Regions from separate parts of the Homo sapiens genome. Here region 1 is linked to region 2. The links are chromatin loops, found by intact Hi-C in ENCODE. Cell type or tissue: PC-9. All regions are shown on one strand. Each heading gives the region's core, and the rest is flanking DNA. Links, peaks and the distances in the headings are about the cores only. Region 1 has its middle 14 kb from the start of LINC00644. Region 2 has its middle 12 kb from the start of TMEM30B.

What was found. A loop is a pair of places that touch in the nucleus more often than their neighbours do. Peaks named below come from ENCODE experiments on the same cell type or tissue, not always from the same donor. Only the 100,000 strongest peaks of a DNase experiment are listed, where the experiment ranks them.
Region 1: it touches region 2 in a loop (19-fold over the local background); 12 of 110 quality-filtered maps call a loop at or near these places.

Annotation. Positions count from the first base shown.
Region 1 is chr14:62,118,494-62,134,086 of GRCh38, reverse strand. It overlaps the pseudogene SERTAD4BP. Among named protein-coding and RNA genes, the nearest start is that of LINC00644, 14 kb to the left of the region's middle. In PC-9, for the core only: CTCF peaks have their summits at 6,835 and 7,034 (motif pointing right); a DNase peak (open chromatin) is centred at 7,016.
Region 2 is chr14:61,261,774-61,277,366 of GRCh38, reverse strand. It overlaps a transcript of PRKCH not described here. Among named protein-coding and RNA genes, the nearest start is that of TMEM30B, 12 kb to the left of the region's middle. RefSeq lists an enhancer at 6,957-7,456. In PC-9, for the core only: CTCF peaks have their summits at 7,397 and 7,597 (motif pointing left); a DNase peak (open chromatin) is centred at 7,596; H3K4me3 peaks cover 719 bases.

The sequences.
Region 1 (15,593 bases), core at 2,403-10,402, 860 kb before region 2:
CTAAATCATGACCCAAATATTTTTAAATGTGAAAAAGACATATTTCAGATTATGTAACAGATACACATTTTCCCAAATAAATGTTGTAGAACACCATCTGCTTGATATTTGAGTGCATTCCCACAGAAATAAATTTCTGCTTCTCTTCCTTCATTAATGGCTTATGACAAATTTATGACACTATATTTCACAATAGCTATACCAAAATTTTATGACCAAAAGAGGCTGACAAAAATCACTTGGCATGCTCAAATTAGACAATTTATGTGACTGTCTCATTTACACCAATCCTCCACCCCTTACTGAGACCCCAGCGACTGAGGAGAAACAGAAAAAATCACTGTAGGGGAAGATCTCTCACAGAATAAAGCTCAAAAAAGAGTTCAAGACAAGAAGTTACAGATCCAGGTGCCATTTTCAGCTCAGGTTTTCCATAATCTTCAGCTTATGCAGCTACCCAAAATTCTGAATTTAATGTAGGATGTTTTTGTAAGGTTGTCTCAGATTTTGCCAAGCAAGAAGTTGCTAAATTCTTGTTAACTGTGAACAGAATTTCATCTTTGTTACCAAATGGAGCTCCCTTATGTGAGTATAATCAAGAGGAAAATCAAGAAGAGAAATTTACCACGTGTCATCTCCTGACTGATAAGAATGGTACATGACTCTACCCATGTTCCTTTCCTGCACTTGATACAGAGAAAACTTGTAACAGGAATAATCTTTGCATTTTACTCTACAGAGTATTACAGTATTTGTGGCAAATTTGGAAAACCAGTGTTATGGTTTTCTGATTTTACTTTATGCAGTTTATTTCTTAAAAGAAAAAATTCTTGCAGAACACAGACATGAACACAGAGTCTTTGAAAGTTTAAGAGTATAGGCTTCAGTGTGGATATTTCTCAAAAGATGTAGAATCTCCCAACTCAAAGTGTGGTCGATGGACTGGCAGCATCCACATCACCTGGGAGATTTGAGAGATGAAGACCTTCATTCCTCATCCCAAACCTACTAAAAGGAATCTGTATTTTCACAAGATCCCTAGTGACTTGTATGCTCAAGAAGCACTAATGTAATGTTTTTAATCCACCCAACCCTAAAGGATAATCCTTGAGAAAGACAAAACTACTTTAATGGGGAAATTTTGTCCATAATATTCAACCAGGAATGTGACAACTTTTAGACATGGCCCACTTAATAAAAAAACAAAAAACCTGAAATTTATCTTGTTGCTGCTGTATAGTAATGAAGTATGAGAATGGGAACATATAAATTAAAATGCCATATGTTACATAAATATTCATGACCTGATTGAATTAATTATACACAACCTTCCATTGTTTCCAACCTAAGTAGTTTCTTTTGTGAGACATATACAGCTGTTAACTATTACACTGAATTCCAGAAACATGAAAATTGCCTTAGTAAACAATTATTTAATGACTAAGTACAATAGTCTCAAAAAGAATTTTGTTCAGCCAGTAACGACCATGTTACTATGATGAATTCTTATTTGATACACTCCAGAAACTTTCCCAAAGGAGTTCAGCCAGTACTGCAAATTGTTACTTTCTTCTAAGTATCAATGATAGGGAGCAAGGTGTGGGTGAAGAATAGAGCTATAACTTCCACTTACAATGGACTATAAAGACTGGGGTCAGGCTGTGATTTAAAGAGGAAACCAGAGGGAGAGAAAGAAGGTGGGCTCCAGTACCTGGTGTTAAGAAATACCGAAGTTCATTCAAGCAATTCACCAGCACAAGGCAAATTGAAGAAGACTGCCCCTCTGAGCTTGCACACAACATACACAACTTTCAGGCTGTGATTTATTGATTCTCTTTCTCCTTTAAAGCTCTCCTTAACATTAGTATTAATCTGATTTGTTCCATAAAAGAACATGGAAGCTAGAGAGGTAAGGCGAGAAGGAATTGTTCCCTACCTGATTTGTCTCCCCACCACACGCACAAGATATGCCCCAGGGATGGGCTAAGGTCAGCCGTACTTCCCTTAGGCAATAGTAGCTTTTTGCCCACAATAAATATGCCACAAAGCAAAATGTATCCTCTCCTTTCCTTCTAAGATCTGGGTCAGGAAAACTTTCCTTCACCTTGCGCATCTTCTCACCTGCAAACACTTTCTGAAAGACATGTTTGATAGCCATCTCAGTTTGGAAAAGAGAAATGCAGGTACTGCATTTGGATTTGGTAAAACAAAACCAAATAATCTGAGTTCTGGGACTGTGCATTATTCACTTATGTATCCCCAGCCCTAGCACAGTGCCTGGCTCATAATAGCTGCTCAATAGATGGTGGTAAATTACACTTATTTTCAAGTCTTCTAGCACTGAGTTTGTTAAATCTTGGGTGTTACATTGAAACCAGATAATGCATTTGAGCTTATCCATTTCCCATTTATACACAGGCTTATCCTTTAGCCTTTCCCTTACCTTAATTATTTTCTATTTTTCCTTTGCTTATCCACCCAAAGAGCTCAGTTTCAGGGATATTTTTCAGTAGTAACACTTTGCAAACAGTAGATATGCCGAAAATAATCTAGTCTTATGCATCACAGGTGAATGAAAGAAAGGAGCAATACATTGCAGAGATCAGGTGTTTTGTGTACAGCAGACACGGGAAAGCAAAATTGAGTATAGCAAGCAAGAACACCCCCCCCACACAACAAAGCAACTTTTTCTTTCACTTACTAATCCTACTCTTTATTTCTCTGGCCCCACCCTCTTTTTCCTCTTTTCTTCATTTTTCCTCTTCTGCTTTTTTATGTTCTTCTTCACTTGGCTTTTAGGCTAGGTGGACACCCACAAGAAAGATCAACATTACCAAAGGTTCTCCATTTTCTATCTCACCTTCCTTACCATAAGGATGGCTCTTGTCACCAGAGAAAGGATGTCCAGGTTTTAAAAAAAAAAAAAAAAAGGTGTAACTGGTCTTCCACCTTTTGCATCTCCTGTAATAAAGCACGCTGGGTAGTCAGCAAAGCAAGCCTGTATTTGGGTCTCCCTGTATATCAGTTTACCATGCTAAAACCCCGGTAGTCTATTGGTTAACTCAGACAAGTTTACACAGTTTACATACAAATTTTCTAAATAAAGATAACATTAGTCAACCCGTTATCTATGAGTTGTTTATTGGGAAAAATAATTAAATGCCCTAGGAGATATTTTTTAATTACCAGTTTCAAGGCAGACACTTTTTTAAAAAAGCATATTAACAAATATCACTGGGGAGGGATAGCATTAGGAGAAATACCTAATGTAGATGACAGGTTGATGGGTGCAGCAAACCACCATGGCACGTGTATACCTATATAACAAACCTGCACATTCTGCACATGTACGCTAGAACTTAAAAAAAAAAAGAAACACTGGTTTTTAAGACAGTTCCTTCTCGATGTATGAATGTATAGATGAGAAAACTCAGTTAATGATGTCATCAAATAAAACAGGCTTTTATATCTGTCACTGGTTCATTGCTCAAGAGTTCTTTCTTCAAGATTTATTAAATACAATAAATATTACAATGTCACACTTTTTTTATTTTTTTCTCTTCCTCTCTTCTCAATGCCAAAGTATATATATTTCAATCCTCAATCAATTTCGATATGTGGCATTTTTGTAAGTCATATCTATTAGCATTGGTGTCTTTTACTTACAGACACGGTCCTAAACCAAGTGAAATGTTCATTTCAGAAAATATTTTAAAGTATTAGAAAGCTAATTCTACCTTTAAAATTGTATGATGGTGTAACTATCCCATCAAATTTGGAGTTTTTCAAATAAGATGTTATTTTTTAAAATAAGTGTTCTGATAAAGTATTTTATAAGCAGTGAAATAAAATTTTTGAAACTTTGGTACCAAATCTTGCCCTCAAATTAATTTTTAAACATTTAAATCTGTATTTCAAAGCTAGCTCATCATGTATACTAAATTGCCTTTAAAAATTAACCTAAATTGTAATTTTTTAGTTTCTTCCAAAGCATTTCTTCCTAATTTTGATTGAGTAATTAAACATGAGCCTCATAGTCTTATCAGTAATACATCTATGTGGTCTTCAACAATGCAGGCTAATTAGGGAACCAATACTCTTTATACCAACAGAATTCATGTTAATCACCCCAGTGATTAATTAGAGGGACCAAGTATTAAATCAAAACTAAAACCAAATTTCTCTTGAATAGAAGAAAGTCTTCTTGGTTACAAGTTGGCATCCAACTAGGGAAGATACTTTGTTGACAAGTCACCATACATAGATTGTTTTCCAAGGCATATGATTCCTAAAGGTCTGTAGTATCTTCATTTAAAGCAGTGCCCTTGATTACCATTATTATGTATAAAGTGTTCTGAAAGTACATTAGTAAGCAAATCATTCCAAACCCCTTTAACAATGTTCTTCTATGTCCTATGCAATCCTTACTTTAGATTCTTATCTTCATTATCATAGTCTTCCTAACACTCATCTTTGAGTCTTTGGTATTTTCTTAAATACACCTTTGGCACCTAGTTTTTCCAATCTGTTTTATCAGTTAATGACAATTCTTTAAATGATATGCTCCATAGGACAAAACTTCAGACACTGAAATCTGACATCTCACTCAAACCTGAAAGAACAGTATGAACCACTTCAAACAATTTCATGAATCTATCCAACTTGTTAAATAATTATCTGTAAAATTGCAAAACATAGGGACTTATCTAAACTTCACCACCAAAGGCATTCTGAAACAATTTGTCAAATAGTGAATGATCAACTATTATACAAAAATCAGTGCAAAGTTTCATCCAGGCAGCCTTAAATGTACTCTTAGCTAGATGAAGAAATAACATCATGTGGAATTTGTTGTTCTCATTAATTTTTGCAGATAAGGTTTCTAAAAAGTATCAACTCATTAAAAACAAATTTTACCTGCCTACCCTTTTCCTGAGCTTCACAGCCTATAAAAAAAAACAAATAAAATGTAAACGGCTAACTAAAGGCCCACCACAAATTTTAACCAACCTGTAGAACTTATAGATAAGCCCATCTGCAAGGCTATTTCGTTAAAATTCACTTTTAAAGAGAAAAGTCTAAGCCCTCCCCGCAAAATAGTACAATGGATCAGTTTGGAGTAATCTGGTTGTTACATTCAGCAGTTTAGTTGCAGTGTCTTTGCCCCATCTCGAATTGCTACTAATGGTAAAAGGAGAATGGTGTCAATTATTTGGCACAATGCTTGACAAGTCAAAGCACTTCAGAAAGAACCAGCCCTTCCTCATATCATTTACAGAAAATTAAATGTGTTCCACCCTTCATCCTCAGGGACATGGCATTATCAATTTAATCTGTTACTTTCATTACTTTCCAGTAAGAGTGGCAGAATTTGGAAATCAAGGCATAAAAGAAAATTTTTCATCTGTGTAATTGTTTAACGTAGGCCCCTTCCTACACATCTTATGTTTAAAAAAAATCTTTGCTTCTAAAGCACTAATTGACCGCTTTATCATATGTGAACATATTTTCTATTCAATTTGATGATTCTAAGGACTGCTGAGTAATAACCATTGCTCTCTCCAATCAGTTCAGCATGCATCTCATCTTTGATATCAAGTGCACTGGTAATGAGTGCCTTATATTAACATCTTCACTATAAACAGTTCAAGCATTTAGAAACAAAGTATCAATGGACTTAACAGTTACTTTAATTCATTTTATAAATAAGCAACTGAGAATTTTGCTCCAAGTGGCTGCTAGTGTAGCCCATTTCATAAATGGCATTCTCCGAAGCATAAGGCACAATATGATACGAATGCAGCTCTTCATAATAGAGAGACTGAGAACAGCATTCCTGTACCATAAACTTCAGCCGTTTTCTTGTATCAGAATATGCAGTCTTATAACAGGGAGCTTCTTTAAAGTATTCATAGCTCTCTTTCTCCGTCTCTAGATGTATCTTCCTCAGCAAATTGTTAATTAACACAGACCTTCTTAAGTAGGTTTCTGGGTCTTCAAGAAACCTGAGCTTCTCCAGAGAAAGTTTGAGAATGCAAGTTCTGTCCTCAGGTAATATCAGGTGCTGGAAAGCAAACATGATCATTAAATCTATATTTAGAAAAACAAAAACTACAGCTTTTTATGTTGACAACATTCATGAAAATGAACAAATAATAATAAGTAAACCCTTACTTTTGGAAAATACCCATGGTAATCTTGATGTAAATCTTCTTCTTCTGCATATTTTCTCTTAAAGTAGGCTACTTTCGACGTTGTTAATGTATATGTTAATACTTTTGTTGGATAAGCTAAACAAATAAAATAATTGGGGAAAGGTTAGATTTTATTGTGGCAAATAGTATCTTATAATATAACTTTTATCTATAAAAATAAACTGGTGATCCTGGAAATTGGTATTCTCCCTTCAACGTGGTGAAGCAGTGACAACTGCCCTGGATTGAAAAGCCTGCAGGCAGGAAAATACCACCATTCAGACCCAAAACAGATGTTCTAGATAGGATACTCATGTTTATTTCCTTATGCAGCCCCTCAGAAGTCAAATACCAATATACTATTTTATTTCATGCCATTTAATGTCAAAACACACCCAAATTTGAAATGGAATGTAATGGGAGGAGAAAAGAAATTTTTCATCATTCTTTTAGTTAAACTGCCTAATACAGAGAGATCATTTAGTGTCACTAGGTTAATCAAACTGGCATAAAATAGTTGGCAGCCCAATTACACTTTAAAGAAATAATGGTGTATCTGTAGACAAAACACTCTATGATATGATTATGGTGTAGCCATCGTCCTAACACATGGTTTAATGGTGTTCTAAGTAAATGAAAGATTTAGGTAACGTTCTGACTTGCAAACTTGACCTTGTCATAATACTGAAAGTGAAGACCTTTGTTTTCTCCTTTAAAATACGATTGCTACTGAGGTTCTTACTTGCTTAAGGAAGGACGGAGTTCCAAAAGCCAATTTTCAGTTATCGTTTAGTTTAACGATAGTGCTTAAGGGAGTTCTCAGAGTGTACTCTAGGTGGCACTCATATCACAAAAAGGAGGCAAGATCTACTTTGAAAGCTAAAGACAAGCAGCTTCTAGAGAAAGCACTGAATGAATTTAGAAAACAAATTGAGTCCAGTTCAATTCTCATTCAACCTCGGGGGACCAGGCCAGAAAGAAACTTCATATTTAAACATAATTTATTTTACCCTTAATACACATCCTCAAATATTTCTATGTGTTGAAACCATTTAGTTCACAAAAGAATGAATAATGTATGTGTTAGTTAAATAAATCTACAGCAAGACATTTGATGGTTTTCCTCTAAAATCTTAAATTTTTCTAAGCTTAAATATTTTAAATGTGTTCAAGAATTTGCTTTTTCTAGTTTGTCCTCCAACTCAGTGCATCTAAGCTACAAAAGCTTCCCGCAACTTTTTGTAGCTAAATGATTTTCCTCAGTCAGTAAGAAAAGCTACAAAATCATTCCCAAGCATTCCAGTTTTCCACTGACATCACTGTGGATTATTAACCCAAGAAAGCCTTAAGTTATAGTTGTTATGTTTTGTTAAGGGAATGAAGAATTTTAAAACAGTGGTGTATCTGATCTTAAAAGAAATGAATATGTCATGATAATTCACAAGTGAACTGAAGCAAAGACAATAGTTGCTACTACTATACCTACACAGTCCCTGAATTCAGTAAGCAAACTCAGCTTATATAGAGTTTTCAATGATTTCAAAAGTTTAGGAAAGAAGAACAAAGCTGATTGTAGAGAGAACAAAGAAAGCATCACTGAAACCAGGTTTCTCAGGGGCTGTTTTTTAGTAAACTGCATTTTCTTTGGTATATTTTTTAAGGATTTAATCAAATAATTAGGTGAAGCTTTGGGTTATCCCGTGTGACAATTACTTGTACTTTTTTTTTAAACTGTTTCACTAATTGATGTAATGGTAGTTTTCAAATGTTAGTGAGCATCAGAATTATCTGGAGGGTATGTTAAATCAAATTGCTGGGTCCCACCCCCAGAGTTTCTAATCCAGTAGATCTGGGCTAGCAGCAGTGAATTTGCATTTCTAACAAATTTCCAGGTGATGCTGATGCTGCCAGTCTGGGGATTGCATTTTGAGAGCCTCTAGGTTGCAGCATTCAGCAGGTGTAGTAGTAGCACTATGGCAACAAGTTAAGAGCAGAACATTCAGTCAATCAGCTGATTGCCATATCAATAGAATGCCAGGCAATTGGTTTGATTGATTGTTGTTGTTGTTGCTATTGCTTCCCTACACTGGCTTAGATGCTTTAGCCTCATGAACAAAGCCAGACTGCATTTTAACTAAATAGTGAAGAATGAAGTCACTTTTCCTGGGTTCACATTGAGAAGCATCAATGGCTATTATTAGCATGATAGCTGGGCAGGTCTCTAATTTTTTTAACAAGCTCTAATGAATTACTATAGTGTAGGTGACAGTGAGAAAAGGCTAGAAAATGAGATGAGTAACTTCATCATGAGCAAACATGACTTTCTTATATGTATCTTTTTAAAATGTCTGCTCATTTTATCTTCCAATGTAATGCAATATCTACAGCATTTATGACCAATTAAGAATCTTTTAATGAGTAATACAAGGGAAGGCAGGTGGCAGATTAGAGAACCAAATGACAAATAAACTTATAGTTCTGGATCCCAAGTGTACCTCCAGGAAAGATATTTTTATTTGACAGATCAAGACCAAAAAAATCATATCAAATGATTCCAAGGTTCATAAAGACTGTCTGGCTATCATCAACCAATTAGCCTAATATACTGAATGTATCAGATCCTGAAAATACAGAGAAAATTCCCAGGAGTTCTAGATTTGAGTCTCAGCTCCTCCGTGGGCAACACACTTAGCCATTTAGTTTATTGCTCTTAAAAAATACCCACATGGGTTGTTAAAATGCTGAAAAGCCTTCACAGCTGGTATCAGTTTGACAATTATCTCCCTGAAAGCTGTTTAGCTATTTAAAATGTTTTCAGTATCAATTTTGGAGGATGGTTCTAGCCACTTTTAGGTTAAAATATATAGCAAACATAAGTTCCTACATCTGTTTGCTTGGCTGGATTAGAACTCAAAACATTCGGAGCTGATAACTATGTATCCATCACCTGATTCAGCCTCCTCAGTGTCCAGATGAGAAAACTACAGCCCAGACGAGTTCAATAATTTACATTCTGGCACGTGGCTATGAGTTTGGGTTTTGAAGTCAGATGGAAGTGGTCTGAATTCCAGCTCTGCTGCTTCTTATTTGAGTGACTTTGAGCAAATTACATAAACTCTCTAGAAATCTCATTTGTAAAGTAAGGATAGAAATAACACTGGCTCATAAGATCATTGAAATAATTCATGGAAAGTGACTGGCACTGTGCCTAGCATATAGTAAACACTCAATCAAATTGTAGACCTTATTTGTGCCATTAGTCACAAATCTACCACATAGAAGCAGAGCCCAGCCTGGCCTCCTAGCTCTGACTCAAAGACTCCACCACCCTGCCTCCCAAAGATACTAGATTGTAATTAGACAGTTAAAAAAAACTGCAAGAAGATATTGCAAATGATCAAGTTGAAAAAACGTAGTACAGATTCTATAACAACTCCAAATATTTCTGGTGTATTGCCACTGGTCATGCATTTTGGGTGAAGGAGGTGTAAACTATTTTTGAAACATACAGGTAATCATCTGGATAATTAATTAAAGTTGATCTGACTATCCAAAGAAGTTTGGTTGTTATGATTCAGTAAACATGTGTAAATCGGTTATAGTTCTCCTGCAACTAAAAGGCCAAACTTAACCCAGCCTATTATTCAAATAAAGATGACGAAATAGACAAGAAAAAAAATGAAATGACTTTATGTCTTCACATTCTGAGTGTTCTGAGCTCTGAGAACAGTATGTAAATTACAAAACTGAATTAGGCTGAGCCTAAATTTGTCTCTGAAAGTGAAATGGCTAATGATGGCTTGAATATTCAAGCTGTTTCTAATGCTATATCCTCTGGGCCCATAAAATATCTGTGCCAAGCTCAGTGTATTTGGTAGTATAAAACATAAATAACCAACAAATTAAAAGTTACAGAACAGAGTGACCATCCCTGTCATTAGAGTTCTAGCAATATAATTTTTATATAATTCTTTAAATAAATGTTTAAAATGTAATTACAAATGATTGCTCAAATGCTCTTCCTCATTGCTCTGCTTCTGCCTCCAGAAAACTGAAATCCTATTACGGTGTAAGTGATTTCATTTGGTACATGGTCTGGAGACAGTACATTAAGGAAACATCATCAGCAAATTAATTTACAAACACTTTGAGATAACAGACCACAGTAAAAAGAACAACTCCTGTCAAAGCAATCCATTCTTTGTCAAGACTCAAAGCTGGAGACATGGTGAAGAAGTGATCAGTTCAATATATCCTAATTTTAGTTTGGCTTTCATTTTTCCCCCCACAACATTTAAATCAAAACATTCCAAAAACAGAGTTGAAACCATCCTATTAGATGTGTGCATCCTACCCACAGACAGAAGGGGTGGAGGCTGATCAATGACAAGAAAGAAGGTGGGTTCCATCTCAGATCAACAACTGACTTGTGTTATAGATAAATCAGGCACCTCAGCTTCACAATGTCTTACTGATTTTTCTTTGTAACATGTTAGCCTGGCATGAGCCTTTAAAAGTGCAATTGTCCCTATCTAGCTAAATAATGATTTGCTGGTGACAAAGCTACTGGAGATATTTCCTTAAGGGCCATGACCACAGTTGATTAGAAAGAGTTACCCCATCTGTCCCTGCTAACCACATTCTGCAGTCTCACTGCATGGCTTGAAATACTTCAGCATAACCTTCTAGTTCTGTCCAACGGCACTAGTTCAAATACCAGCTCTACAGTTTATTTGCTTACTGACTTTGGCCAAGATATTTAAACTCAAAGAGCCTAACTTTTCTTTATCTGTTAAACGGGGGGACAATACCAAACTCATTGAGTTTTACTGGAATTAGAAGAGATGATGTTTAAAAAGCAGTTACTCAGTGCCTGTCACATGTGCTCATATTTCCTGCTCAGTAAATGTTACGTATTATTATTGCAGTGACTTCATTTTGAAATCATAAGTACATATCCTGCTCAGCAGCATTATATTATACCTAGGACATTGGTCCTCTCTTTAGTGCTAAGCATGGGCTGCATGAAGCATTCATGAGTGTATTCAAGAAGGTAGATGGGTGCAAAGTTCAAGGCTATGATGCTGTGCCTTCTGGAGACCTTTGGCTCTGTTGATGTTTAACAATTTTCCATCAGCCATCTTTCTTCTCTCTCATAACCCCCTTGCCTATCACCTTTCTGGATAATATCCTTTATGGTAGCAGAACTCAGTGTCAGGTTTTATCTCCAAATCAATGGAGCAATCTGTTTCTTCAGATTTATCCACCCCAAGCACAATATTGACTTTACTGGCAATTTAGAATTACTAACAAGTTCCAGCTCGAGCAGACTTTCTTAGGAACTTCCAGGAATACTGAGAGCCAATGACTTAGAAGAGTTTCTCAAGATACCAGCAGCATTGTCTGGTACTAGATTGCATCCATGTCCCTTGGGATAACCCCAAGCACAGGCATGGAATAGTAAAGAAAACCCCACCAGTTCCACAAGCCTATCCTGCTCCAATGGTAATGGTCTCTGAACCAAACAGAACACCATTAGGTTTCCTTAGATGCTGCACTAAAGCCAGTTGCTGCCGTGATCTGGCCCTGCTAATGACAGAAATTTAGAGGCGAAGTGCAGGAGGCTTCTTGGGTAAACTTTTTGATTTTCCACCCCCTAGAAGTGCATTCCTGATTCTGAGGAATGATGCTTCCTTTTACCCCATCTTTTACCTTGGAAAGTAGAAATGAATTAGAAAGAAAATTGCTTTTTTGGAAGCACATTGCAGTATATGGGTTCCAAGAAATCCATACCTAGAGATATGCTAGAGAGATACTACAACTTCCCTCGATACCCAGGACTGGTACTCAAAGAAAAGAGTTTTAATCCCTAACCTATGGATAATAGCAGCCTTTCTAAAAGTACCTGATCTATATCACTCACATTGTCTTCCACTTTGATATCACTACCACCACCACTCCATGCTTGAGTATATTAACAAAAACATCTATCCACGCCAACGTTGCTTCTGCTATCCCAAAAGGGTTGTAAAAAAACATAAGATTGAATTAATCATTAATTTTACTCACTTTAAAACACATGAGGATTCGCGTGGAGTTGGGTGACTCTCTGCCCTCACTCATATGGTATCTGATTTGTGTTTCACCTGGAGTTGCTCTAGTGGTGAAATAATTTTCATTCACAGGGTACCTTTTCGCTAAAGAGCTATATAGGTGCTTCCATGGAATAGCACACAGCCATACTACACAGCCATAAAAAAAGAATGAAATCATGTCCTTTGCATCAACATAGACGGAGCTGGAAGCCATTATCCTAAGAGAACTAACACATGAACAGAAAACCAAATACTGCATCTTCTCATCTATAAGTGGGAGCTACACTGAGTACACATGAACGCAAAGAACAGACACAGGGGCCTATTTGAGGGAGGAGGGTGAGGATACAAAAACTACCTCTCAGGTACTACACTTATTATGGGGGTGGTGAAATAATCTGTAGACCAAACCCAGTGGCATACAATTCACCCGTGTAACAGTCCTGCACAGGTACCCGTGAACATAAAAGTTTTTCTTACAGAGCTACAGTTGCTTCATTAAATTGTGTTACATTCATGCTCAAGCAATCTACTTAAGCTTGTAGTCTTATATCCCACATTAGATAGAGAGAAAATGAGCCATAAAGCAGTAAAATGAGCAGCACATGGAGGCAGAATTGAGGTTCTAGGCTCTTGAGTCTTGTCTCTCTTTACAATATTCCCAACTTTTCTTCATGTTCCTTACTCATGCTCCCTTTTCCTAAGCACTTTGAAAACAATATGTACTCTGAAATACACACGCAGAGTAGACTTCCCAGCCTCAAACGTGTACCTCCTGTCCTTCTAAGCACCACTGATGTTCAGATCTTGTGTTTCTTGTGTTTCTACCAAGAAGCCTTTTTGCTGCACTTCACTTTCTGTCGTTCTTTTGTTTTCTAAACATAAGGCTATATTACAATATTGAGGACAACATTGGTTAGCTCTTAGTGCTTTTCAGTAATATCCTTCCGCCACCCCTTCCCCCCAGCTGAGAATTATTGCAGTGAATTGGATGGCTCTGTTAATTAGCCCATTTGTATAAATTTAATTAGGAAAAAAGAAAATATAAAAAATGGTGTTAGATTACAAAGAGTAAACATTAATGTATTAACACTATTTAGATAAACAACTTAAAAAGAAAAAGGAAAAAAGAATCGACAAGGATTGGCCTCTCCCAAAACTCAAAGGTATCCTTCCTTCGTTTTAGTGCTGAATGGTTTTGGTCAATGTACTCCTACCTCTGCTTCAGAGTTAGCAGTTTAGCTTTTTCTAGGTTTCTGAGGCATATTGCTTTGACAAATAGAGCAATCTGAACTGATTATTCCTTGGCTTTAGAGTTATTGTTGGGATGCCAGCTGACATGAGTCATCAGTAGAGAGCCCAGGTATGGAGGTAAGGGCCTCAACCTCTTGATAAAAGTTTTCAACATCTCTGTCTGCATCAAGGCGTCTTCTAAATTCCATGAAGTTTACATGACATAAAATTGAACATAGAATTTTCACACATGCCTAAAAACTTCCAAATAGAGTATATGAGTAAAAAAGACTGAAATTAGAATTTGGTTTAGTAACCTGCTTGATCTCAGCTTTAGCCAAATCTTATACTCCTAAGTGCATGCCTTCTTTATAACCCATTACATATACAAGTGCAGCTGGTGTTCAAATTGATGAGGGTGACTAGATCCTTAAATAAAAATTGGTGGAATTTTCTTCCACACTCTAACTTTGGACCCACCAATGTCTCCAGGATTAAATGTGGATATTATAATGATACCATTTGATTTATTTTTATTTTTTGAAGCTAAATACCATAAAATTTTCTGATGAATGACTTTTCAAACAGATCCGTTTATCAAAGTTGCACAGGATATAGTCTGCATATTACACATTTATGATAGAATCAAAATTAAAATTTAAGAACCTCTTTCATTGCCCTTTTGGATTGTGGCAGCAGTCTCAACGAAAGGGCAGACTGATTCACGTAAATTAAAGGGCACTGAATGATCTTCAACTTTTATGCACATGACATAAGAGACAGGCTGTGGTATAAATTACTAATCACACAACTAATTCACCTACATGAACCAATAATTGTGGCTGCTTTGCTCAAACTTTCCTCAGATTGATAGCATGAATGGAACTCTGTACACATCTCATGGCAGATGACGGTAAATATTATTGGTCTCTTTGGGTTGTTTCTCACCATAAAATACAGTCAGTATGATAAATGAAGAAGGATGGATGGTGCTAAGGGCCAACAAAACCAACATTTTTGACAGTTCAAATGCTAATCTTTAATCCTTAAAATTATTAAACTACAGATATTTAAACAAGTGACTATAGAGATCAATAATCTTAAAGTCTCACGGTATTCATAAATCTGTACCACTAGACCAGAATAAATTTTCAAATAGGTTTCTGAATAAGAATTGTCAATTATTTATTTTTATAAAGGGAGGAAAGAAATGGGATGAAATGCAGCATGGTATATTCTTATAAATTTGATTGCAATTTGCTAGGCTGGTTACCTATAGGAAGGGCACAGTACATGTGAAAGTTACAAATGCTGGAGGGTTGAACACTCATTTAAGACGTATTCAGTCTTGAAAATTGAGTTTAAAATGTTGAAGCCTCATAAGTTTCTATCCTCATGACCTTATGCAAATTAAATTTGAAACATCACAATAATCTCTTTCTGCAACTTGGAGAGTTCTCCTCACTTCCTTCATTCGGACATGCACTCGTGTGCTCAGTAGGCTTCCGCTTGGCATGTTTCCGGAGCCAGGCTACCTAATTTGGCCCACCCTATTCACACGGATCTTAGAGAGGAAAATCAGCCAGCCCACAAATGTCCTTTTTACAGAAAACCTCTATTGACTTCTACCCAGCAACCATCTATATAAACAACCCCTTATATTGATCTTATAAGTTATGGTAATGTTACATTAGCATTCATTTCTCTGGATACATATTTAAACAGTAATTTCTTTTAAGCTAGCAATTACCTGGTAATGCTGAATCAATCCGAAAAGTGTATTTCTAGAACAGTTTCAGAAAATCTGGTGAGAGTTCCCCTTTGCACAGCGAGCATTTCTCACAGCCTCAGGCTCATGAATGGTTACCTGAGATCTTGAAACAAGGAGACAGACACAAATAACATCGGGCGAGTCAGGACTGCACTGACATGAACTGGTTCTCAAGTCAGGAGAAAGCCTGCAGCAGGAGGATATTATCTAAGATATTTGAGATGGGGTTGGTCTGGACTAGATAGATAGATAAACCTTCAAACACACACAATCACTTCAGTGTTGTCCAGATTTAAGTTT
Region 2 (15,593 bases), core at 3,467-11,466:
AAGTAGTTGGTGAGAGCTCCTAAAACAATAATATGTCACTGTATTTTCTCAGATGGTTAAAAAAAATTAAAACAATAATATGACAAAGATTTTCCAGGTATCTCCACAATCAAATCAACTAACCAATTTGCTCACTATAAAATTATTGTTATTATTATTTTTTTTGAGACAGAGTCTCACTGTGTTGCCCAGGCCGGAGTGCTGTGATGTGAACTTGGCTCACTGCAACCTCGGCTCACTGCAACCTCCGCTTCCTGGGTTCAAGAGATTCTCGTGTCTCAGCCTCCCAAGTAGCTGAGATTACAGGTGCACACCACCACGCCCAGCTAATTTTTATATACTTTTAGTAGAGATGGGGTTTCACCAAGTTGGTCAGGCTGGTCTTGACCTTCTGACCTCAAATGATCTGCCCGCCTTGGCCTCCCAAAGTGCTGGGATTACAGGTGTGAGCCACCAAACCCGGCCTATGTAATTATTAAGATTCAGAGACAGACTAATAGTCTGGAATTTCCTTTAGAGCAAATATCACTTCATAATATATAATCAAAACCCTTTCTACCTTACTTTAAGTCTGTTGCCGTCTTCCTGTCATAGGAGATCTCAACAATCTTGAGTAACTCTCTAAGTTGCTGGTAGAGCTGCAAGGTCATCAACTAGTTCCTTGGATATAAGAAGTCCAAGGGCATACACGTAATCAAAAAGTAAATTCCCGGCCAGGTGCGGTGGCTCATGCCTGTAATCCCAGCACTTTGGGAGGCCGAGGTGGATGGATCATTTGAGGTCAGGAGTTCGAGACCAGCCTGGCCAACATGGTGAAACCCCGCCTCTAATAAAAATACAAAAATCAGCCAGGTGTGGTGGTGGGCGCCTGTAGTGACAGCTACTCAGGAGGGTGAGGCAGGAGAATTGCTTGAACCTGGGAGGCAGAGGTTGCAGTAAGCCGAGATCATGCCACTGCACTTCAGCCTGGGTGACAGAGTGAGACTCTGTCTTAAAAACAAAAAGAAAAAAAAAAAAAGTCCCTCTTCTGTTATTTTTATTGGACATTTCTTTGTGTTCCAGATTTTTTCTCTCTACCTAAAACAGAGCTGGCTGATTTTAGATGGCATTCTTTTTAAAAAAATTAACTTTAATTTTTTTTTCCCCAGGAAAATGTCTCTTAAGTCTCCTCCAACCAAAACAGAGTAGTTGCAAAAGAGTCGTTAAGAAGGTCTTCATGAACCTGAAGTACATTAAGGTCCCAAAGAGATTCTTACATAAGAGCAGCAGTTCGTCAGGAATTTGCCAATTTTTCTAATAGTGTTGATGCTATGTACACAGGCATCCTCCATTATTTACTTGATTGTTAGTAATACAACAATACACTGAATACACTGACAACGCATATTCAGGAAAAAATGCGTCCCCACTGCTTTGCCACCTTGCATTAAGATTGCCGTCATTAGCGGTACTCATGTCAATTAGGTTACCGGAGCAAACCAGCATTCCTTTATTTAATGTACTTTGCTGTCCGAGTTCATGTAGGACAGAGAAAAATCCTGTGGCAATGAAACCCAAGAAACTTTGGGGGTTGTAGGGAGACAGGAGAGGAGAATAAAGGGAAAGATGAGGTCTGAAGCATGAGGCATTTTTCTGGAGGAGCAGGATACCTAGAAGGCAGGGGATTGGCAGCAAAGGAAACCCATGATGAGGGCATGGCTCACCACCAGGACTCATTGATGACAAGGGCTTTGAGAAATTTAGTAAGCGAATGGTGGCTCACCTCTTTCTGAACCCCTTGGCTTGTCTTTTTGATCAATTTAAGTGCGATTTGTCTTTTTCCTTAGGAGCAAAAGGTATTACTGTCAAGAACCTTAGCTAATAGCCTTGCCCTCTACATTGAGCTCTTAACTAAGTTCCCATTATAGTGGCTGAAGCCTTACATTACCGATGAAAGCTGTAAATGATGTGTCATTAATAATGATACTTTGTTCTTCTAAAAGGGCTTTGTTCTGAAAGTCCAAGGTGCTTGACACTATATGGTCGCATTAATCTTATCCATCAAAATGCATGAGGTGTTAGAAAGTCATCAAGACCAATGAGGTAGAAATATATTCCTTTATATTTTGCTCAGTTTTGTACAGAACTCTATAAAAGTAGGTGATGTTCTAAAAGAAAAGAAAGCATAACTTCTGGATGAGGCAATGACAATCATTGGAATGGACCATGAGTATTTTCAAAGGAAGGCTTGATTAATACTTGTTATGATTTTAATAAGTAAAAGACATTTCCAATTTTTGTTAAAGAATCCAAAATGGGAAAGGAAACATTTCCTATTCATGCTAAGTGACAGCATGTAAAACAGCTTCTATTCTTTTCATTTTTTCCTACAGGTCTTGAAGGATGAAGACTTATCTGTTATTTCAATGTAGTTTGCCAACAACTGAATTGTGGTCTTAAGTTTTACTTAGATGAGCCAATTAGCTCATATATTCACTTTCATGTATCTTTAAAAACATTACTGAACATCATATATATAAGTGGCATAATCTGTGTCTCCAACCCTAACTTCTCTCCAAACTCACATTTCCAAAAACCTCTTGAACACGTCTAAATGCCCTCCCTATAGGTACTGTAACTTCTGTATGGGCCATACTAACTTCATTGGCCACTTCTCCAAACCCATCCTTCCAAGAATAGCATCAGATGCTGAAAATGACTCCTCTATCCCCTCAAGGAGCCCTGAATTGCCTCCCTGATTTCTCCCTTTCTGTTTCCTCTTAGAATCAACCTAGTTATCAGATCCTGTTGCTTCTATATCCCAAATGCACTTTCAGTCAATTCTCTCTTTATCACTGCCCTGGCCCAGGGCTTTGCTACTTCTCATCTGAAAGTTGGAGAAGCCTCCTAATTGGGCTCCAGTTTATTCTCCACATCACAGCCACAATGAGCTACATAAAACACAAGTCTTATCATGTTACCCCTCAATGCAAAATCACTCCTGTCTACCCACAGCCTACAGGAGAAAGTAAACTCAGCAGGACATACACACCTTCATGGTTGGCCTCGTTCTAAATCTTCATCCACTTTTCCTCCAACACCCCACCAAATTCCAGCCATATTGAATGATTTAAAGAGGCCCTAACCTCCGTGTCTTTGCTCATGCTGGTCTTGCTCCTCCACCTGACCACCAGAATTTACTCATTCATTCTTCCTTAAGACTTTACTCTGTGTTTTCACCTCTGTGAAGTTCTTTGCAAGTCTTCTTTGCCTCTCCCATGCCCTATCCTTAACCCTCATCCTCTCTTAGTACTTATTCCATTTCTTTCTCGGAGCATTTGCTATGTGCCTAGAAGCTGATTATTCATTTATCTATCTCCATATTCAGGCTGCTAGTCCTACAAGAGGTGAGAATTTTTTTCTCATTCATCTTTATTGCCAGTGCCAAGTACCATAACCAGCACATGATGGGTCCTCAAACATTAGCTGAATGACAACTAGGAAACCAATGACTCCATTACTTTCTTACCAGTGAACATTTTGTTTCCTACAAGATAGTTGAATGCATAGGAAATAATTCAGGAAATTATTGGATGCAGAGATGCATCTAATAATGTAAGATGCAGAGATGGCACTCTAAACACTGAAGATCTTAAAGACAGCTGAGAATGCACGTATATTCTTAACAGCATGGAAATGCTCAGCGTATCCCATCTGGATAACTTAAACGTACAATCAGGTTTTCCTCCATAAACTAATTTGCAAAAATGAATAGCAGATGGGTTACATTAGTTCATTGATAGTGAGGGTAGTTACTTTATGCTCAAAAGTAATCAATGTATTTCCTATTAAACTCCAGTATGTTAATGAATGTTCACATTTTTGTGGTGCTTCTTTATGAAAGAGAATTTTTTACTTACTGTAATATTCTATAATAAAATGTAAATAAACATTGCTTTCCCCTGCCTGGTAATTACCCCAGAATCCATTTAAACAGAAGTAGTATTTGCAGAGAAGTATCCAGGAAGGAAAGAAAAAAATAAATGGAGTAGTAGTTGTCCCATTTGCTGGCTGGTGTTTGGTTTATAACATTTGGCACATCTTGATATCTACATAATAGTAGTTTTAAAGCCATAAATAATATTTTACAGAGGTCACACCATAGTTATTTAAGTTCAGGGGTTTATTTCCCTGAGCACTAAGTAGCTATGAATGAATTATGTTTAGTCTGATCTGCCACAGAAGGGCCATAAAACCTCCAACTCATAGGAAACCGTGGAATATTACTTCAATACATCAGGAAAAATGTACATGTAAAAGAATAATGCATGATAAGGGAAAGGTATTTTTATTTTTTTAAAGTAATATATGTTACTGGGCAGGAGCTATAAAATTTTGTTATGTTAAACTTTCCTCTGATTCTGGAAATCAAGTTAAGACATGGCTTTGCATTGTCTGCCCTCAGCCAGTAAAGCAGGCTGTGGAACCAGAGGAGGGACCCAGGAAAGAGAGTCCCGCCCTGAGTAAGGAACACTTTCTCCTCCCTGCACCTCTGATAGTTGAAAGCAAAGAAAAGTTGCAAGATCACAAGAGGTGATTTTATAAACTTTTTGTTACTGCCAGCATTCTTTTCCAATGACTCCCAGGCAAGTGTTTTTGTAGATACTCAGAAGCAAGGGTACAGACCATTTTTAGCCTTAAGATGCAATTCACTTCAAAAATTAAATCTATGGGCCAGGCGTGGTGGCTCACGCCTGTAATCCCAGCACTTTGGGAGGCCGAGGCAGGTGGATCACCTGAGGTCAGGAGATATAGAGACCAGCCTGGCCGACATGGTGAAACCCCGTCTCTACTAAAAATACAAAACCTAGCCGGCCGTGGTGGCGTGTGCCTGTAGTCCCAGCTACTCAGGAGGCTGAGGCAGGAGAATCGCTTGAACCTGAGAGGTGGAGATGGCAGTGAGCCTAGACCGTGCCACTGCATGCTAGCCTGGTTAACAAACCAAGACTCTGTCTCAAAAAAAAAAAAAAAAAAAAAAAAAAAGAAAGAAAAAAGAAAAGAAAAAGAAATCTACTTAAAATCCTGTTGAGCACATACAACTTACCAGACATCACACTAAGTGATTTCCCTTGGTTTTTCTCATGTCATCTTTTTTTTTTGGAGACCGAGTCTCGCTGTTTTGCCCAGGCCAGAGTGCAGTGGCGCAATCTCAGCTCACTGCAAGCTCCGCCCCCCGGGTTCACGCCATTCTCCTGCCTCAGCCTCCCGAGTAGCTGGGACTACAGGCGCCCGCCACCACGCCCGGCTAATATTTTGTATTTTTTTTAGTAGAGACGGGGTTTCACCGTGTTAACCAGGATGGTCTCGATCTCCTGACCTCGTGATCCGCCCGCCTCGGCCTCCCAAAGTGCTGGGATTACAGGCGTGAGCCACCGCGCCCGGCCCCATGTCATCTTTAAACAACCCTAATATTATCCCCATTATGCAAATTCAGAAACAGAGGTTTGAAGAGAGAAAGAAAGTGGTCCAGTGTTATGCAGCTGGTTGGGGACAGCCAGGTTTCCAGCTGAGGGCAGTGTGACTTCAGAAGCTCCCTGGCTATTCAAAGTCAGCAGTGACAAAACAAATAGCTGCCATTTGTTGAGCACTTTCCAGGCAATGTTCTGAGTGCTTTGCCTATCACATTGTACTCCTCACAACAATCCTATGAAGTAGGTGCTAATATTAACTGCATTTCACAGATGAGGAAGCCAGGTTCAGAGAGGTTAAATAACTAGTCTAAGGCAGCACAGGCAGTATAGAGAGCCAGAATTCAAACCAGGTTGGCCGACTGAGAGGCTCGCTAAAGGAGTCAACTTCTCATCCTCTAATTTTCTTTTAGTTTTTATGCAAATAATGATTAATCATGAATGTTAAGACTAAATCTGTGAAGGAACAAGAATAGTCAAGACAGCCCTGAAAAAGAACTGGAGTTGAAGGCGTGAGAAGGTGGAGGGGGATTTCACTTGACCTACCAGAACTGAAGACTTCACTGGAAAGCTTCAGTGACTTGGACAGGGTGATTTTAGTGTAGGGTAGGCAAGTAGACCAATGGAACAGAATAGAGAGAAATTCATACTATAATGAAAAACACAGAAAAGATAACAATTTAGGAGAGTGGTTATCCCTGGGAGAGAGGGGGTGAATGGCGGCAGGGAGGGCAAACAGTGTATCAAAGTACTAGTAATACTGTGGGAGGTGGGTACACTAGTGTCCATCTTGCTATTATTCCTTAAGTTGTGCACACATTGTATACACTCTTCAGCACTGATAATAACAGTCTGGAGAATTTACTCTGCGCTGATGAAAAGGTTGCCAGGGAGTCTAAGACTTAAACTTTCATGACACCTTTACTTGTTTGTGCTTTTGTTTTTTGAGACAGGGACTTGCTCTGCCACCCAGGCTGCAGTGCGGTGATGCAATCACAGCTCACGGCAGCCTTGACCTCCTGGGCCCAAGTGATCCTCCCACCTCAGCCTCCTGACTAGCATGAACTACAGGCACATGCCATCACACCCAGCTAATTTTTAAATTTTTTTGTAGAGACAGGGTCTTGCTATGTGGGCCTCACTGGCCTCCAACTCCTGGGTTTATGCAGTCCTCCCTCCTCAGTCTCACTACGTGCTGGGATTACAGGTGTGAGCCATTGCATCATGATACCTTTAGAGTCTACTTTTTTCTGTGTTGCATCCAGTGCTTCTATAGACTCAAGTAATGCACAAGGTTAGAATAATTCATTCCTAAGCATTTGCGACCTCATTAAGAAATTTGGATAATTTTTAAATGTGTTTTCTTTAAGTTGAAAAACAAAAATGACATTAGGTGGACTACTGCCCAGTGCACTCCATTTTAGTGGAAAGTTCAAAAGAACACAGGAGCCCCTGCAGGTAAGTCCCCTTGGAATTTTGGTGAGTATAGACACTGTATGAGGGAGGAAAAATCCTGGCCACTGCTAGCGTGGAGAGATGGCTTTTGTATTACAGACTCATAGCACCAAAGCCATGACATCTCCTCATTGTCTTTTTTCTTTTTAAAAAATGTTTGTGGAGACAGGGGTCTCATTATGTTGGCCAAGCTGGTCTCGAACCCCTGGCCTCAAGTGATCCTCCTGCCTTGGCCTCCCTAAGTGCTGGGATTACAGGTGTGAGCCACCATGCCCAACCTCAGTGTCTTTCATCAGAGCAGAAAGCGGGAGGCCATGCAATCTAAGTAGAAATTAACCCTAAGACAGAAATCTTGGGAAGGGAATAAGTAGCATTTTAGCCACATTTCCTCAAATTTACTACCAAAGGTAAACTCAGCAGCCAAGCAGTGGGCTCAGTGCCAGCCCCTTTGCATGTCATAGAGTCTTGCATTTTTCCTGCGCTGTACACCCGGGGACTGGGGAAGGTCGTTCTACAGAACTGAGAAAAGGATTCAACTCTGCCACCTGGCCCCCTGAAGTCACCTCGCCGTGGCCTCGCTGCCCCTGACGGGACCTGTGGCCGGAGCCTGACTGCAGCGACACGGAACGCAGCGTACAATTTCTCAGGTTGATTGTCGGTCCAATCTGTAATGAGAATCCCGTTCTAAAGATGTGCACTGCTGCCCTCCGCTGGACATAGACAGAATCACCAGCATTTAATTACCTTTGGGTCTAATGCAAACGACAGCAAAAAAAATCTGCTCTTAGGGGATTGTGTATGTGCATGTAAATAGTAGCTATAGAAATTAAAGCTCCTCAGAAAACCAAATACCGCATGTTCTCACTTATAAGTGAAAGCTAAAGGATGAGAACACATGGACGCATAGAGGGGAACAACGCACCCTGGGGCCCATGAGAGGGTGGAGGTTGGGAGGAGGGAGAGGATCAGGAAAAATAGCCAATGGATACTAGGCTTAATAATTGGGTGATGAAATAATCTGTACAACAAACCCCATAACGTGAGTTTACCTATGTAACAAACCTGCACGTGTACCCCTGAACTTAAAACTTAAATAAAAATTAATTAATTAATTAAAATTCCTGGGAGTAAATAAAGTTTGGATGTTTATAAATTTTATGACAATTTTGTGACTTTCTATACATTATGATTAAGTGATCAAAAAATTTATCATTAATTTTTATTCAAATAATATTTTCTGCAATATGATTCTAGTGGTTACTACAAATTTCTTTTTTCTCTAAAAAAACTTTTTCACAAATATGTTAGTTTTACAACTATGTCATAAAGAAAAAATTTTTGGCTCTAACTTTGGAAAAGTACACGTCATTTACTTTGTCATAAGCATAGGCACAAAAAATGGAAAAGACTGCCACTTTTTTTCTTTTCACCAAATGTCTTTGCCAAATAGGAAGAATATGTCTTTTTATATTTGAAACTATATTTTTCTTTTTAAGTGGAAGACCAATAAATATTGGCAGATGCCTTTCCCAGGAACTGTATGAAACTGACTCACAGCTTAATGGACTGACTGATACACTTACAATAGTCACTTCTTTCTGGAGCAGAAAGCCTCCAGAGTCTTTCCAGAAGCAAAATTAAGTATGCCCAGTTAGCATTCTATGAATTGCTTTGAATTGCTTGTACTGGAACAGTCATTCAATCAAAGCAAAAAGCTTTAGGTGGGAATGATTTAAACTTTGCCTACTTTTTGAGGTTGATATTGAACCTAAGAAATATATATATATTTTTTGGCAGGGGGCAGCGTCTTGCCCTGTCACCCAGGTTGGAGTGCAATGGTACGATCTCGGCTCTCTGTAACCTCCGCCTCCCGGGTTCAAGTGATTCTTCTGCCTCAGTCTCCCAAGTAGCTGGGACTACAGGCATGGACCACCATGCCCACCTAATTCTTTTGTGTTTTTAGTAGAGCCGGGGTTTTACCAAGTTGGCCAGGCTGGTCTCGAACTCCTGATCTCAGGTGATCCACCTGCCTCAGCCCCCCAAAGTGCTGGGATTACAGGTGTGAGCCATCGCACCCGGCCAGAAATATAAATTTTTGTAAACTATTTTAAAATTGTGTGTAAGTGAAGCTGGTACCATTCTTCAATACCAAAACAAATATTTCTTCCATTCTAAGCTGCACTTCCCCCCACATTTTAACATTTCTAAAATCAGGATGTATATCAAAGTCTTGGCTTCTCACAATCCATGGCATGTTACAATTGCTGGCACTTAGACAGACTCACTGTCAGCCAGGTAATGGTCAGGATGTAGCTGTCATTGTGCAGTACTGTCATATTTGGGGCAAAACACTGCATTGTGTACAATAACATAGACATTGAAGATTCTGTCTTTAAGGGATTCCGAAGAGTTGGACTCTGAACATGAAGGAATTTTAGGAAAATCTTAGCAAAAATAAAGCTTAGTTTATTTTAAATATATTTTTCTTTTCATATCAGCAGAAGCATGATACGTAAGAAAAATCTATCTAAACAAATATAAAAGCACCCTTTTAATAAGGATAAAGTGCAAAAAATGTAAAAAATTGTTAGGTGATATTTTAATTGGCAGCATTTTTTTTCTTAGTGGTACATAACGTAATGGTGCATCTTATGATTCTCGACATCTTAAATTCAATAAATTATACAGCATAACAACAAGACAGTGGAAAAAATGCTTTTGAATTCAAAACCAGATGACATAAGATGGCATTAACTGAAAAGGTGTATTCACTCAATTTCCACTGCCTGCACTATCAATCCATTCTGAGAAGAAAATGGAATTTTTAAAATGCTCTCACTCCTCTGATGTAAACGAATACTAAAAGAATAAAACAGTGTGCCGGATGCCAACATGAATCAGCTCCTCAGCCTTCAGCATCTCACTATAATTATTGGATTCAGTCCAACCAACCTTCAGGATCACAAGAAGGGTAGCTGAGGGGCTCAGAGATCAAAGCCTACATGTAGTTCGTCTGAAGCCCATGTAATATACCTCACTGGAAGGATGCACTTGGGGCTAGAGTGTCAGAAGAGTGAGAATATTAAAGAGTCTTTCTCAGTCCCTGAGGTCTCCTTGAACCGGGAAGCTTTGCTAGATAGGCATACATCAAGGCTCCGAGCATTACATCTCGCTGTACTCTCTCAATCTGAATTGTATGTGAGTATGCGAAGTTGATGACCACATATAAATCATAGTTATTTCTGTTGACAGGAAATAAAGTTAGACTATCAGACATACTCAGAGCCAATATCTGCTTTCATGTTTTTCAAAGTTATAGGGAAAAGATGTCTTCCATTATTGTGAACGTATTGTCAGAGTGAAGACTGAGCCAGTTCTATAGCCTCCAGGTCCTTTTCTCCGCCAAGAATGGAAAACATGCTGTGATAAAACGTTGCCAAAGGAGAGTTCCAAATAAAAGCCTCCCAGTCTATTTAGACTTGGCGTGGTTGAAGACTCCCTTCAACCCCACCCTCTACCATCCCACCCAAGGAATGAAGTTTTTGCTTTTCCTTCAAAAACTGTGTTTCTTGTTTCCCATCACCCATCCCCATCACCTCATCTCCCTCCCTAGGCGCCGTTTCAGCAAAGCTCGGGGAATCAGAATTTTTTTTAGCATACACAGATTCTTATATCAGTTTTAGGGCCTCTATTAGCATAAAATATACACAAATAAGTGCATTAGCAGCATATAGATGAACCAGGCATATAAAGCCATTTCTAGTTACATATTCTCGTGAGACAATTCCTCTCCTGGTCCTTCGTAAAACAAGTTTCCATCTGTCTTTGCTCAAGATCCATGTTTCAGTGCTGAGTCAAGCCACTGATTCGGAGGCTCATGAATGATTTTCCTATGTTTCCCTGCAATGCATTTTACTTTTTATGCACTCCCAGAAGTTCCTTGCTTTTAAAAATGGTCTTATTATGCAGCTTCAGGGGCTATTTATCACTACATACTTTCTGGACCTATAATTTTTATTTATGTATTTATTTATTTATTTATTTTTGGAGATGGAGTCTCGCTCTGTTGCCCAGGCTGGAGTTCAGTGGCACAATCTCAGCTCACTGCAACCTCTGCCTCCCAGGTTCAAGTGATTCTCCTACCTCAGCCTCCCGAGTAGCTGGAATTACAGGTGCATGCCATCACACCCAGCTAATTTTTGTATTTTTAGTAGAGTCGGGGTTTCACCATGCCTGCCAGGCTAGTGTCGAACCCCTGACCTCAAGTGATCCACCCACCTCAGCCTCCCAAAGTGCTGAGATTACAGGCATGAGCCACCATGTCCAGCCAAGGACCTATGATTTTTCTAAAAGCTTCAGTAGTCTTTAAAACTCTTTCTCCCTCTTAAAGAATCCCTTTTCACATTCTTGGGGGTGATCTCAGCTCACTGCAACTTCTGCCTCCCAGGTTCAAGTGATTCTCCTGCCTTAGCCTCCCGAGTAGCTAGGATTACAGGCGCATGCCACCACGCTTGGCTAATTTTTTTATTTTTAGTAGAGATGGGGTTTTGCTATGTTGGCCAGACTGGTCTCGAACTCCTCACCTCTAGTGATCCTCCTACCTCATCCTTCCAGAGTGCTGGGATTGCAGGTATGAGCCACTGCACCCAGCTGGGGGCTCTTATTTGGAGCTCTCCCTAGATCTTATTCTCCTAGCCCAGTCTCACCCTAAGCAAACATTAGCACTGTACACTAATGTAGCAATATTGCAGTTTTATGTTTTCAAGCCCAGACTAAAATGACTCTAAATTCAAAGATGATTTGGTGTAGGGCTTATGAAAGGTGCTCTTAGTGGCAGAGGGGTGACAGAGAGAAGCACTGGCTTGGGAGGTGGTGATCCTGGGTGATGGTCCATTTTCTGCCAATACCTAAGTATGTGACCTGGAAAAGTTATTTAATGTTCTGTGTCTCCTCTGTAAAGTGAGGGTTTTTGTTTTTGTTTTTTGAGACAAGGTTATGCTCTGTCACGCAGGCTGGAGTGCAACGGCACGATCTTGGCTCACTGCAGCTTCCGCATCCCAGGCTCAAGCTATCCTCCCACCACAGCCTCCCAAGTAACTGGGACTACAGCTGCTCACCTCCATGCCCTGCTAATTTTTGTATTTTTTGTAGAGACAGGGTTTCAGTATGTTGCCCAAGCTGGTCTTGAACTCCTGGGTTCCAGCAATCCACCCACCTTGGCTTCCCAAAGTGCTGGGATTACAGACATGAGCCACCGCACCCGCCTGGGATGGTTTCTTGAGGAGAAATGCAATTGTCAAAATTGCAAGGGTTCATAACAGAGGATAACCCTGTTATTTTCCACTGAGAATTTGAAAAAGGTTATGTTGAGGATTGTTTTGGATTTGGTTCCTTCCAATGTCAACTTCTAACCTTTAAAAAAAATTGTAATGACATGCTTATGCTAGTCCTCAACACGTGGTAGGGAAGGAACACTGGGTGGCTCTAGTGATCTTAAACATCTTCCTACTTCAATCCCAGCCCAACACACCATTCCCCATCCCTCCTTACTCTCCTCACTAACAGCACGGACTCTTCTAAAAAACAAACTCAAACTGCGTCATGGACCACAGTAGCCAAAATCTAAGGAATTCAAGCCTCTCTGTTTCACTGCCAAGCACTATCCCAAAAAGGTCACTGATCTTTGAAATCAGCGAGCCCTGAAGCCCACTGAAGGGGGTCAAAAGAGTTAAAAGATTCCAGATGGGGCCAGAGTAGCCTCTCCAATTTCTTCTGCCTGTGTTGCTCATTCAGGGTGACCTGTACAGGTCACTAAATCTCTATGTGCTTTCAACTCCCCATTTATAAAATTTGGCTAATATTGATTTGTAAGATATTTAGAGAGAGTTGAATTAGGATTACTACAAAGAGCAAATTCCCTAGCTGATTTTTGTGTTACTACTAGTGAAGGCCCTAGGCACAATTCAACAATCAAAAAGCAGCAGTGAATGAGAAATTGCTGAAAGTGGCCAAATCAGGCTTTCTTAGATCTGGAGCTCTGCTGCCCAATTAAATCTGCACACTCACATTGGACAACATCTAGTTTATAAAGGCAAATATTTAATTAGTGGAACCTTAGGACTGGCAATGCTACTTCCAACCCATGTAACAAGATACCCTAAGCTTGAAAAGCAAACCCTGTAAACTTAAACTACTGTAAAATTATAAAGTTTAACATAAAAATGGAAAATCTTTAAATAGCCGTTTTGTGCAATGTTCTTAACAGACAAGACTGCCACACAATGAAACTGTGTAACTGCTAGCAGCAGGCACTCCAGGAAGATAAAATAAACTGGCTTTATGGACCCGAGGAATTGATTTTTAATGAGATTCTGCTTGGCTATAATGGCATCCTGAGAGGGCGATCCAGTTTCCACGGCCTCTGGTATACAGTTATAAGGTGCAGAGCAAGGACTCAGTTAAACAATGCCCATGTATTTGCCCTTTTGGCATATGAGATTAAATAAAATAAGGATGTTGTTCTTAGACACTTTCCAGAAACTGCACATGCACGTGCGTACACACACATACACACACACACACACACACACACACACACACACACACACACACACACAATACTCTGACTTCAGATGCTTTTCCTTAGACATTACCTGCTCGTATATTCTAAATTTTAGAGGACTTGACCCTTGAAGTTATGGGCTTGTGTTTGTATTTCTCTATCGGGGTATAACAACCCATAAATTATTAGATGAACTTGGCTGATTATTTTGTATTCCACTACCTGGAGACATTTATGCTTATATATAAATATGTACAGCAATGGATATGGATACAAATAGGTATAGATAGAGATATGGCTATAGATAATTGGCAATAGAATTGAGAAGGCAGTGTAGTATATTGGTTAAGAGATTCAGCTTTGAATCTTGCCTCTGCCCCTTCCTAGCTGTGTGTCCTTAGGCATATTAATCAACTTCTCTGAGCCTCAACTTTATCTTCCATAAATGTGGATAGTAATACCAATTTTACAAGGTTGTAGTAAAGATTAAATGATACACAAACACACAATAACATAAATGAATCTTAGCAATATAATATTAAAGGAAAAAATAAATCTCCAAAGATTATGTATAGCACATTTTTTCATAAAGGTAAAGCTAAATAACATTGAAGTCTATATGTTTATGAGTTCATACAGCAGCAGTAGAATCATGTGCAAAAAAGAAAAAGAATGATAAACACAAGGTCCAGGGTGATGACTGCTTTGAATGAGAGGGAATAAGGGAGAATGGGAGGGAGAGAGGATCAAATAGGGAGATAACTGGTTATAGTCAAGGTGCTAGTTTGTGATGGAGCGGCAGGCTCGTGAACACATATAATGAATAAAAATAAGTAGTCAACTAAATAAAACTAGCAAACTAGCTACAAATGGACCAATGATGAGAATATGTCATGAACCAAGGAATATGATTAATCCAATTCTGTGTACTGGAGGGTCAAAGAAAAAGAAGACTAAATGAGATAATGTATATTAAAGTGATTAGCACAGTATCAGGCCCTTAGTAAGCACTCGAGAAAATCTTAGGTAAATGGCTGGGTATTTCTACATACATTCATATGTATCCTTATCCTTAATTAATTTGGCTTTCCCCGGCATCATCCACTTCCCCCCATTTTCCCTATTTTTTGATTTCCTCATTTTTTTTTTCTGTTGCATCATCTGGGTTTAGAAAAATCCTTCACTTTTCAATTTTTAAAAACCTTGAGACATGATTTACATACAATGCCATGTACAGATCTTAGGTGTTCAGCTCCATGCATTTTGTCCGCTGTATTCACAAACGTAACCATGATTCAAAACAAGATATAGACTATTCCCATCATCCCAAAAAGTTTCTTTGTGCCCCTTCCCACTCAATTATCCCTTTGCCAAAGGTGACTTCTTTCTGACTTCTGACATCTCTCACTATAGATTAATTTTGCCCATTTGTAGACTTCATATAAATGAATCATACTGCTTGTATTCTTTTATATCCAGCTTCTTTTGATCCCCGCAATGCTTTTGAGATTCTCTATCATACTGTGTATCTGTAGTTCATTCCTTTTTATTGCTGAGTAGTGTTTTGTTGTATGAATATGCAACTTGATTATCCTTCCTTTCTACTATGAATGGACGTCTGGGCTGTTTCCAGTTTGGAGCTATTATGAGTAATGCTGCTCTGAATATTCTTTTTTTTTTTTTATACAGAGTCTCACTCTGTCACTGAGCTGGAGTGCAGTGGTGCCGATCTTGGCTCACTGCAACCTCCACTTCCCAGGTTCAAGCAATTCTCCTGCCTCCGCCTCCCAAGTAGCTGGGATTAAAGGTGCCCACCACTACGCCCAGCTAATTTTTTGTATTTTTAGTAGAGATGGGGTTTCACCATGTTGGCCAGGCTGGTCATGAACTCCTGACCTCGTGATTTGCCCGCCTCGGCCTCCCAAAGTGCTAGGATTACAAGCGTGAGCTACCGTGCCCGGTGCTGCTCTGAATATTCTTAAATGATTATTTCTGTGGATATATCTTTTGATTTATTTCAGGTAATACTTAGGACTGGAATTGCTGAGTTGTAGGGTAGATGCCTGTTTATCTTTATGAGAAACTGCCAGTTTTCCAAAGGGGTTGAATCATTCCAAATCCTTAAATCT